Linked DNA regions of Homo sapiens: region 2 is linked to region 1. Evidence: read pairs that join two places in POLR2A ChIA-PET (ENCODE). Cell type or tissue: Panc1. All regions are shown on one strand. Links, peaks and the distances in the headings refer to the core of each region. The heading gives the core; the rest is flanking DNA. Region 1 overlaps ARHGAP19 (Rho GTPase activating protein 19). Region 2 overlaps RRP12 (ribosomal RNA processing 12 homolog).

Evidence for each region. Peaks named below come from ENCODE experiments on the same cell type or tissue, not always from the same donor. Only the 100,000 strongest peaks of a DNase experiment are listed, where the experiment ranks them.
Region 2: POLR2A ChIA-PET joins it to region 1 with 6 read pairs; 4 of 35 experiments call an interaction of 5 or more read pairs at or near these places.

What each region holds. Positions count from the first base shown.
Region 1 is chr10:97,270,764-97,275,155 of GRCh38, reverse strand. All of the region lies in intron 1 of ARHGAP19 (Rho GTPase activating protein 19), which reads left to right. All of the region lies in intron 1 of ARHGAP19-SLIT1 (ARHGAP19-SLIT1 readthrough (NMD candidate)), which reads left to right. Among named protein-coding and RNA genes, the nearest start is that of ARHGAP19, 20 kb to the left of the region's middle. In Panc1, for the core only: no CTCF peak of the experiment used is centred there; no DNase peak of the experiment used is centred there; H3K27ac peaks cover 540 bases.
Region 2 is chr10:97,385,188-97,389,579 of GRCh38, reverse strand. RRP12 (ribosomal RNA processing 12 homolog) reads left to right here. Exons shown (of 34, transcript NM_015179.4): 7 at 956-1,091; 8 at 1,201-1,328; 9 at 3,587-3,685; 10 at 4,323-4,392. Among named protein-coding and RNA genes, the nearest start is that of RRP12, 14 kb to the left of the region's middle. In Panc1, for the core only: no CTCF peak of the experiment used is centred there; no DNase peak of the experiment used is centred there.

The sequences.
Region 1 (4,392 bases), core at 206-4,205:
GGGCAGAGGCTGCAATCTCGGCACTTTGGGAGGCCAAGGCAGTGCTTTAAAACAGGAAACACAGCTGTTGCAGCCTTCATAGGTTTCTGGTGCTGGAGTGGTGACTGATGGGAAGGATGTCACTGGCATTGGGGTTATCTTGGAGGTGGCGACCCACAGCAGTGGGCAGGAGAGCCCCGATGTGGTGTCCTCAGCATTGGTATCCAGAGGAAAGCTGCTACACACAACATCCTGTCAATCCCTCTGTCTCCTGCAGGCCACCTCCCCGAAATTGTTCTTTTTTGAGGGGTCTTGCCTCTATCATTCTTTGGGATAGTTGCCCAGAGCCCTTGTTATTTCTGTATGCCTACATATCTAGCTACTAATTTTCCTGGTTCTGGCCATCTATGTAAAAACTTTTATGATGAGGAAATTAGTCTTTAGTATATACTTTGATTTTCTATAATATTTATATCAAATTGAAGTGAGATTTAAGCCAAAACTACTTGGTTTCTTTAAAAAAAATTTGTCATGAAACGTCAATTATACATACAAGTTTATAAAATAATATAATCAGTATTCTTCCCATTACCCAGCTTTAGCAAATCTTAACATTTTGCCATATTTGCTTCAAATGCTCCCCTTTTCGCATAGCTCAGTGATTTATCCACAAGAACAGTATTAGCACTTCAGGAACTCTTTTTTTTTTTTTAAGATGGAGTCTTGCTCTGTTGCCCAGGCTAGAGTACAGTGGCGCAATCTCAGCTCACTGCAACCTTCACCTCCCGGGTTCAAGCAGTTCTTCTGCCTCAGCCTCCCACGTAGCTGGGATTACAGGTGCCCGCCACCATGCCCTGCTAATTTTTGTATTTTTTAGTAGAGACGGGGTTTCACCATGTTGGCCATGCTGGTCTCGAACTCCTGACCTTGTGATCCACCCACTTTGGCCTCCCAAAGTGCTGGGATTATAGGCATGAGCCACCGCGCCCGGCCTCAGGAACTCTTTCATACCTTCATGCCTCTTAATCACTGTCCACAAAAGGTAACCATTATCCTGAATATTATGGTAAATACATTTCTGCTTCTCTTTACAGTTTACCATTTAAGCAAGTATCTCTAAATACTAGTTTCGTTTATTTTTAAAATTTGATATAAATGTCATCATATAGTATGTAGTTGTCTGTGTGTGTGTGTGTTTGTGTGTGTGTGTGTGTATGTGTGGCTTCTTTTGCTTTTCATTTGTGAGATTTAGCTGTGATTGTACATATAGCTAGAGTCTGTCCATTTTCATTACTGTGTAATATTCCATTACAAATAAAGCCATTAAATTAAAATTCTGCTGGACATTTTGCTTTTTCAGTTTTGGCTGTTTAGAAAATAATGTTGTGGGTCGGGTGTGGTGGCTCATGCCTGTAATCCCAGCACTTTGAGAGGCCAAGGTGGGTGGATTGCTTGAGCCCAGGAGTTCGAGACCAACCTGCTCAACATGGTGAAACCCTGTCTCTACTAAAAATACAAAAATTAGCTGGGCACAATGGCACTCACCTGTAATCCCAACTACTCAGGAGTCTGAGGCATGAGAATCGCTTGAACCAAGGAGGCAGAAGTTACAGTGAGCCAGGATAGTGCCACTGTACTCCAGCCTGGGCGACAGAGAGAGTCTCTGTCTCAAAAAAAAAAAAAAAAAAAAAAGAGAGCAGAAATTAATGAAATAGGCTGGGCGTGGTGGCTCATGCCTATAATTCCAGCATTTTGGGAGGCTGAGGTGGGTGGATCACCTGAGGTCAGGAGTTCGAGACCAGCCTGGCTAACATGATGAAACCCTGCCTTTACTAAAAATACAAAAATTAGCTGGGTGTGGTGGTGTGTGCCTGTAATTCCAGCTACTGGGGAGGCTGAGGCACGAGAATTGCTTGAATCTGGGAGGTGGAGGTTGCAGTGAGCCAAGACTGTGCCATTGCACTCCGGCCTGGAAAACAGAGCAAGACTTCATCTCAAAGAGAAAAAAAAAGAAACTAATGAAATAAACAACAAACAGGCTGGGCGCTGTGGCTCACGCCTGTAATCCCAGCACTTTGGGAGGCCGAGGCGGGCGGATCACAAGGTCAGGAGATCGAGACCATCCTGGCTAACACGGTGAAACCCCGTCTCCACTAAAAATACAAAAAATTAGCCAGGCGTGGTGGCGGGCACCTGTAGTCCCAGCTACTCGGGAGGCTGAGGCAGGAGAATGGCGTGAACCCAGGAGGCAGAGCTTGCAGTCAGCCGAGATCGTCCCACTGCACTCCAGCCTGGGCGACAGAGCGAGACTCCATCTCAAAAAAAAAAAAAAAACAACAAACATAATCAATAGAGAGGTTCAACAAAGCTAGAAGTTGGAACCTTGACAAAGCTAATTACATTGAAAAAAAATTACCAATATCAGGAACAAAGAGGAGGACATTACTATGGAACGTAGAGACATTAAAAAAGATAAGAGGATATTATATACAAATTTATACCAATAAAGTTTGAAGGTTTATGTGAAATAGACAAATTCCTTGAAATCTACAACTTAACAAAATTAACACAAGAAGTAAAGGAAAATGTGAGTAGTCCCATAACACAAAATAAGTGGAATGTGTAATGAAAAACTTTTTCACAAAGAAAATTCTAGGTTCAGATGGCTTCATCTGCCAATTCTGTCACATATTTACAGAAGAAATAACACTAATCTCACATAAATTTTTTCAGAAAATAGAAAAATAAGACATATTGGCCACGCGTGGTGGCTCATGCTTGTGGGATACCAAGGCGGGCAGATTGCCTGAGCTCAGGAGTTCGAGACCAGCCTGGGCAACACGATGAAATCCCATCTCTACTAAAATACAAAAAAATTAGATGGGTGGGGTGGCGTGTGCCTAGTCCCAGCTACTCAGGAGGCTGAGGCAGGAGAATTGCTTGAACCTGGGAGGTGGAAGTTGCAGTTAGCTGAGATCGTGCCACTGCACTCCAGTTCGGGTGACAGAGTGAGACTCTGTCTGAAAAAAAAAAAAAAAAAAAAAAGACATATTTCCCACCTAAGTGTATAAGGCTAGAACAACCTTGATATAAAACCTAATGAAGACATTACAAGGAAAATTTAAGACCAATCTCACTTATGAATGAATGGGAAATCTAGACTATTAGCAAACCAAATTCAGCAACATGTAAAAATGATAATACATCATAACAAAGTTGAGTTATTTGAGAAATGCAAGGTTGGTTTAACAATAGAAAATCTGTATTATTTACCATAAAGGAGAAAAATTATATGATCATCAATAGAGGCACAAAAAATTTTTGATAAGTATTTGATAAAATTAAACACCAATACACAATTTTAAATAAGTAAATATATAAATAAATATATATATCTCCTCTGGAAGGCAGAGGCTGCAGTGAGCCAAGATTGTGCCACTACACTGCAGCCTGGGTGACAAGAGTGAGACTCTGTCTAAAATAAATAAATAAATAACATAGCAAACTGAGAATAAAAATATACCACCTGAATTTGATTTTGCTAAGTGATGAGTAGGGAAAGATACTATTTTTAAATTTGCTTTATTCTGATAACTTGTAAAGTTGAGATTCTTTTTATGTTTATTAGTCATTAGGTCCCCTCCTCTGCGTTACTGATCATGTCATTTGACTAATTTTCTATTGAGTCAAGTGTCTTTTCCTTATTAATTTTTTGGCTTACTGGTAAATTCTGAATACTGATCCTTGGTTATATGCATAGCAAACATGTTTTTTTCAGTCTGTGGCTTGTCTTGTATTTTATTATTACTTTTAAAGTTTTAGATTTATTTATCTATTTATTTATTTATTTATTATGAATGGATAGTACGTTCAAATGAATATAAAATCCAGAAAATACAAAAGAGCATACAGTGAAAACTTTCTCTCCCACTCTTCTTCCCCTTTTATCCATTTCTCTTTAGAGGCATTGTGACTTCATTTTTAAGACATTTAGTATGTAATGTCATTTGTTATACAGAAAAATTTAATGTAGTTAAATTTATGATTCTTTGGAGATTGTGCTTTTTATGTCTTGTTTAAGAAACTCTTTCTCTGTTGCATTAATTTATTCTATATTGTTTTTTAATGTTTTTAAATTTGGCTTTTCATATTTAGATCTTTACTTTGTTTGGAATTTATTTTTTGTCTGTGATGTGAGGTAGGGATCACCCCTCCCCCATATTGTAAAACTACCTGTTATATGCTTTTACATTTGTAACTGTTTCATCTAGCATAGCTTAAGTGGTGATGGGAGTCTGCTTTTGAGCTTCATCTATGCATTGGCAAATACAGTTAATTAACTGGTCTAGTTTTTTATCTCTATTTTCCTTCTTGCAGATGAGTGCTCAGAGTCCTAAGTACTGCCTTTCAGGC
Region 2 (4,392 bases), core at 284-4,283, 110 kb before region 1:
GGGCAGGAGGTGGTAACAATAACAGTCATGTAATCACTCCCAGTGCTAAGCACCGTCAGCCCAGATGGTCTCATGCCCCCTTCCCTCGGTGCTCACATGATCTTTTCCTCACCTTCAGCTCTCGCTGCAGTGGCACTTCACTGCGGTGACACTTTCCTGACCACTGTATAAAAAGTAGCAGCCCCTTGGCTGGGCGCGGTGGCTCACGGCTGTAATCCCAGCACTTTGGGAGGCCGAGGCGGGCGGATCACGAGGTCAGGAGATCGAGACCATCCTGGCTAACATAGTGAAACCCCGTCTCTACTAAAAATACAAAAAATTAGCCGGGTGTGGTGGCGGGCGCCTGTAGTCCCAGCTGCTCGGGAGGCGGAGGCAGGAGAATGGCGTGAACCTGGGAGGCGGAGCTTGCAGTGAGCCGAGATCCGCCACTGCACTCCGCCTGGGCTACAGAGCAAGACTCTGTCTCAAACAAACAACAACAACAAAAGTAGCAGCCCCTGCTTGGTTATCTGCAAAGTACTTTTTAACCTTCTGTTATGTATTTGTTTTCTGCCTCCCAGCTGGAAGGGGAGTTGCCTGCTGTTCAGTGCCAGTTTGCCAGGACCTAGAACAGTGCCTGGCTTGGTGGACACACAGTGTTTGCCGGATGATTAAGTGAATGAAGAAACCCCTGTTTTCAAGATGATATTGAAACTCAGAAATTAAGTAGTTGGGCTTGCTTAAGGCCATTTGGTGAGTTAGTTGTAGAGCAGGGATTTGAACTGAGGTTTGTCTTGCTTCACAGCTCAGGATTCTGTACACATGAAGGCCCTGGTGTAGCACTGGATCTATAGTAGTCAGATCATCATTGGATCTATATTTCAGCCAAAGCTAATTGGTTGGTGCTTGTGCCGGACACCCAAGATGCTGGTGGAACGCTGATCTGGCCTTGTCTCCTGCTCTCCTTGCCCCTCAGATCCGGAAGGCTGCCCAGCATGGAGTATGCTCAGTCCTCAAGGGCAGTGAATTCATGTTTGAAAAGGCCCCTGCCCATCATCCTGCTGCCATTTCCACTGCCAAGTTCTGCATCCAGGAGATTGAGAAGTCTGGAGGTGGGGAACCCAAATGGAGGGCAGGTGGATGGGAGGCAGTGGCTGGCAGAGCAGGACAGGGCCTGCGGTAGGGCGGGGCTGGTGTCTCAATTCCTCTTCTGTATACCAGGCTCCAAGGAGGCCACCACCACGCTGCACATGCTGACGCTGCTGAAGGACCTGCTGCCCTGCTTCCCGGAAGGCCTGGTGAAGAGCTGCAGTGAGACTCTCCTCAGGGTCATGACCTTGAGCCATGTGGTGAGCTCAGGCCCAAAAGCTGGAGAAAGGGGGACCTGCAGTGGTGGCATTTGGGGAACTCACTGGTCAGTCAAAATGCAGGGCCTGGGGTCTCCCTCCCTGACTGTGTTCTTAAGCTAAAACCAACAGCACTACGTTACTCTGTGGTGTTTGGCTAGGCCAGGCCATATCAGAGTCCCCTTCCAGATGGAAGCTGACCTCAGAGATCAGGTCAGAGTCAGGGTGGATCTGTAGTGGGCTGGTAAACCCTCCTTCTGCACCAGCTCTATGTACCCTATACCAATTTTTTTTTTTTTTTTTTTTTTTTTTTGAGACCGAGTTTTGCTCTTGTTGCACAGCTGGAGTGCAATGGCGCGATCTTGGCTCACTGCAACCTCTGGCTCCCGGGTTCAAGCGATTCTTCTGCCTCAGCCTCCCAAGTAGCTGGGATTACAGGCATGCACCACCACGCCCAGCTAATTTTTTGTATTTTTAGTAGAGATGGGGTTTCTCCATGTTGATCAGGCTGGTCTTGAACTCCCAACCTCAGGTGATCTGCCCGCCTCAACCTCCCAAAGTTCTGGGATTACAGGCGTGAGCCACTGCGCCCGGTCGAGTTTTTTTTTTTTAGCAGCTTTAAAGACACATGAAAAATGATTTCCTGTGTTTCTACCATTTCTAGCACAATTCTGTAAATCTTTATACAGTCAGCTCTTTGTATGTGTGGTTCCCACAGCCATAAATTCAACCAACCTTGGATTGAAAATATTTGGAAACTGGGCATGGCTGCACGCGCCTATAATCCCAGATGCTTGGGAGGTGGAAGTGGGAGGATTGCTTGAGCCCAGGAGGTTGAGGCTGTAGTGAGCCATGGTCATGCCACTGCACTCCAACTTGGGCAACAGAGCAAGAACCCCATGTCAAAAAAAAAAAAAAAGGAAAAAGAAAAAAAAGGAAAGAAAAAGAAAAGAAAATATTCAGGAAAAAGAAAATGGTTGGTTGCTTCTGTACTGAACATGTACAGTTTTTTTTCCTTGTCATTATTCCTTAGACAACAGAGTGTAGCAACTATTTACATAGCATTTATATTGTATTACGTATTATAAGTAATCCAGGTGATTTAAAGTGTATGGGAGGATGCGTGTAGGTTATATGGAAATACTACACCATTTAATATAGAGACTTGAGCATTGGTAGATTTTTATGTCCATGGGGGGTCCTGGAACCAATCCCCCACAGATACCCCCGCCAACTCACTGTGTGTTCTCTCTCTTTTTTTTTTTGTGATGGAGTCTCGCTCTGTCACCCAGGCTGGAGTGCAGTGGCGTGGTCTCGGCTCACTGCAAACTCCGCCTTCCGGGTTCACGCCATTCTCCTGCCTCAGCCTCCCGAGTAGCTGGGACTACAGGCGCCCGCCACCACACCTGACTAGTTTTTTGTATTTTTAGTAGACACGGGGTTTCACCGTGTTAGCCAGGATGCTCTCGATCTCCTGGCCTCGTGATCCACTCACCTCGGCCTCCCAAAGTGCTGGGATTACAGATGTGAGCCTCTGCACCCGGCCTTGTATATTCTCTTGTAGTGTTTATTTACATACATATTTTTAAAATTGTAAAATATAAATAATATGATCATTGTTTAAAAGGGAAAAACAATTCAGAAGTGTATAAAGTAAAAATCTCCTTCCCTCCAAATCCTGTTTCCTAAGGTAGACAGTGCAAATAACTTTCTGGGTATCCTTTCAGACATTTTCTCTTTGGATAAACAAATATACATGATAAAACATGTAAAGGCCAGGTGCAGTGGCTCACACCTGTAACCTTAGCACTTGGGAGGCTAAGGCAGGAGGCAAGGAATTTGAGACCAGCTTGGGCAACATAGTGAGACGAGACTCTGTCTTTATAAAAATTAAAAAATTGGCCAGGCACAGTGGCATGCACCTGTATTGGTCTCACCCCTGTATCCAGCAACGGAGCAAGATTCTGTCTCAAAAAAAAAAAAAAAAAAAATACAGCTGTAACAGACCGTTTATAGCCTGCTTTTTTGGCTGTTATGTTAAAACCATTTTGTTAATGTTTCTATCTTTGTTTAAGACATTTAAAGCTTTTTCAGTGGCTTCCATGTCTTACTAAGGTGGCAGTCCTCAGGGTGTCTCTGTGTGGGGGGCATGTGTGAGGTTCAGGGGGCCCTCAACTCCCTAGCACACAGGTGGAGTTGAGGGGTCCAGGGCCAGCCGTGGGCTTTGTAGTTCCTTTCTAAGCCTGTGTGTCCCCCTCCAGCTGGTGACAGCCTGTGCCATGCAGGCCTTTCACAGCCTCTTCCACGCCAGGCCTGGCCTGAGCACCCTGTCAGCAGAGCTCAACGCCCAGATCATCACGGTGAGGCCTGTTGGTGGGATGTGGGGGCATTAGGTCGGGGGTGGTGCCTTGGGAGGCTGTGCTGGGGGCACTGGCCCTGCGCCTTGTCTACAGAGTGAGGTTGGCTGGGCTGGGTTGTCCTAGTGGAAGAGGCCAGTAGAAGGGGAAGGAAGATTGGAGACCAGCCATCAAATTCACATCAGTGTCCCCAGGAGCTGGGACCTTGACCCTTGACCTAGTTAACTTTAATGAACTGTTTCAGCATGGTCTCGTGGTGCTCATAGATACCTTGAGCAGGGCTCTCGGCCTTAGAGGTCTGTGGATGGATATTGGGAGGGGGGATCAGATCCCCCAAATTGTTAGCAAAATGTACGTTTTTTTTTTTCAAAGAAGGCCTCTGGCTTTTGTCAGACTCACAAAGGAGTGTGTGACCCATGATACTCCGCTGCTCCTAGAGGCTGTTCTCCCAAAGAATTAGAGCTGGGAGGGCTTCATGGAGAAGGGAAAGGCAGGAGCTGGGAAAGCCAAGGGGGCTGTGAGTGCTAGGGTCACAAGCACTGTCCCCAGGACATTGCTGGTGCCAGGATGGGAAGGGGTCATCATCACTGGGCTATTGCAGACCCTGCATGCTCAGTCACCTGCTTATTCCCACTTTTAGGCCCTGTACGACTATGTTCCCAGTGAGAATGATTTACAACCCCTGCTAGCCTGGCTTAAGGTCATGGAGA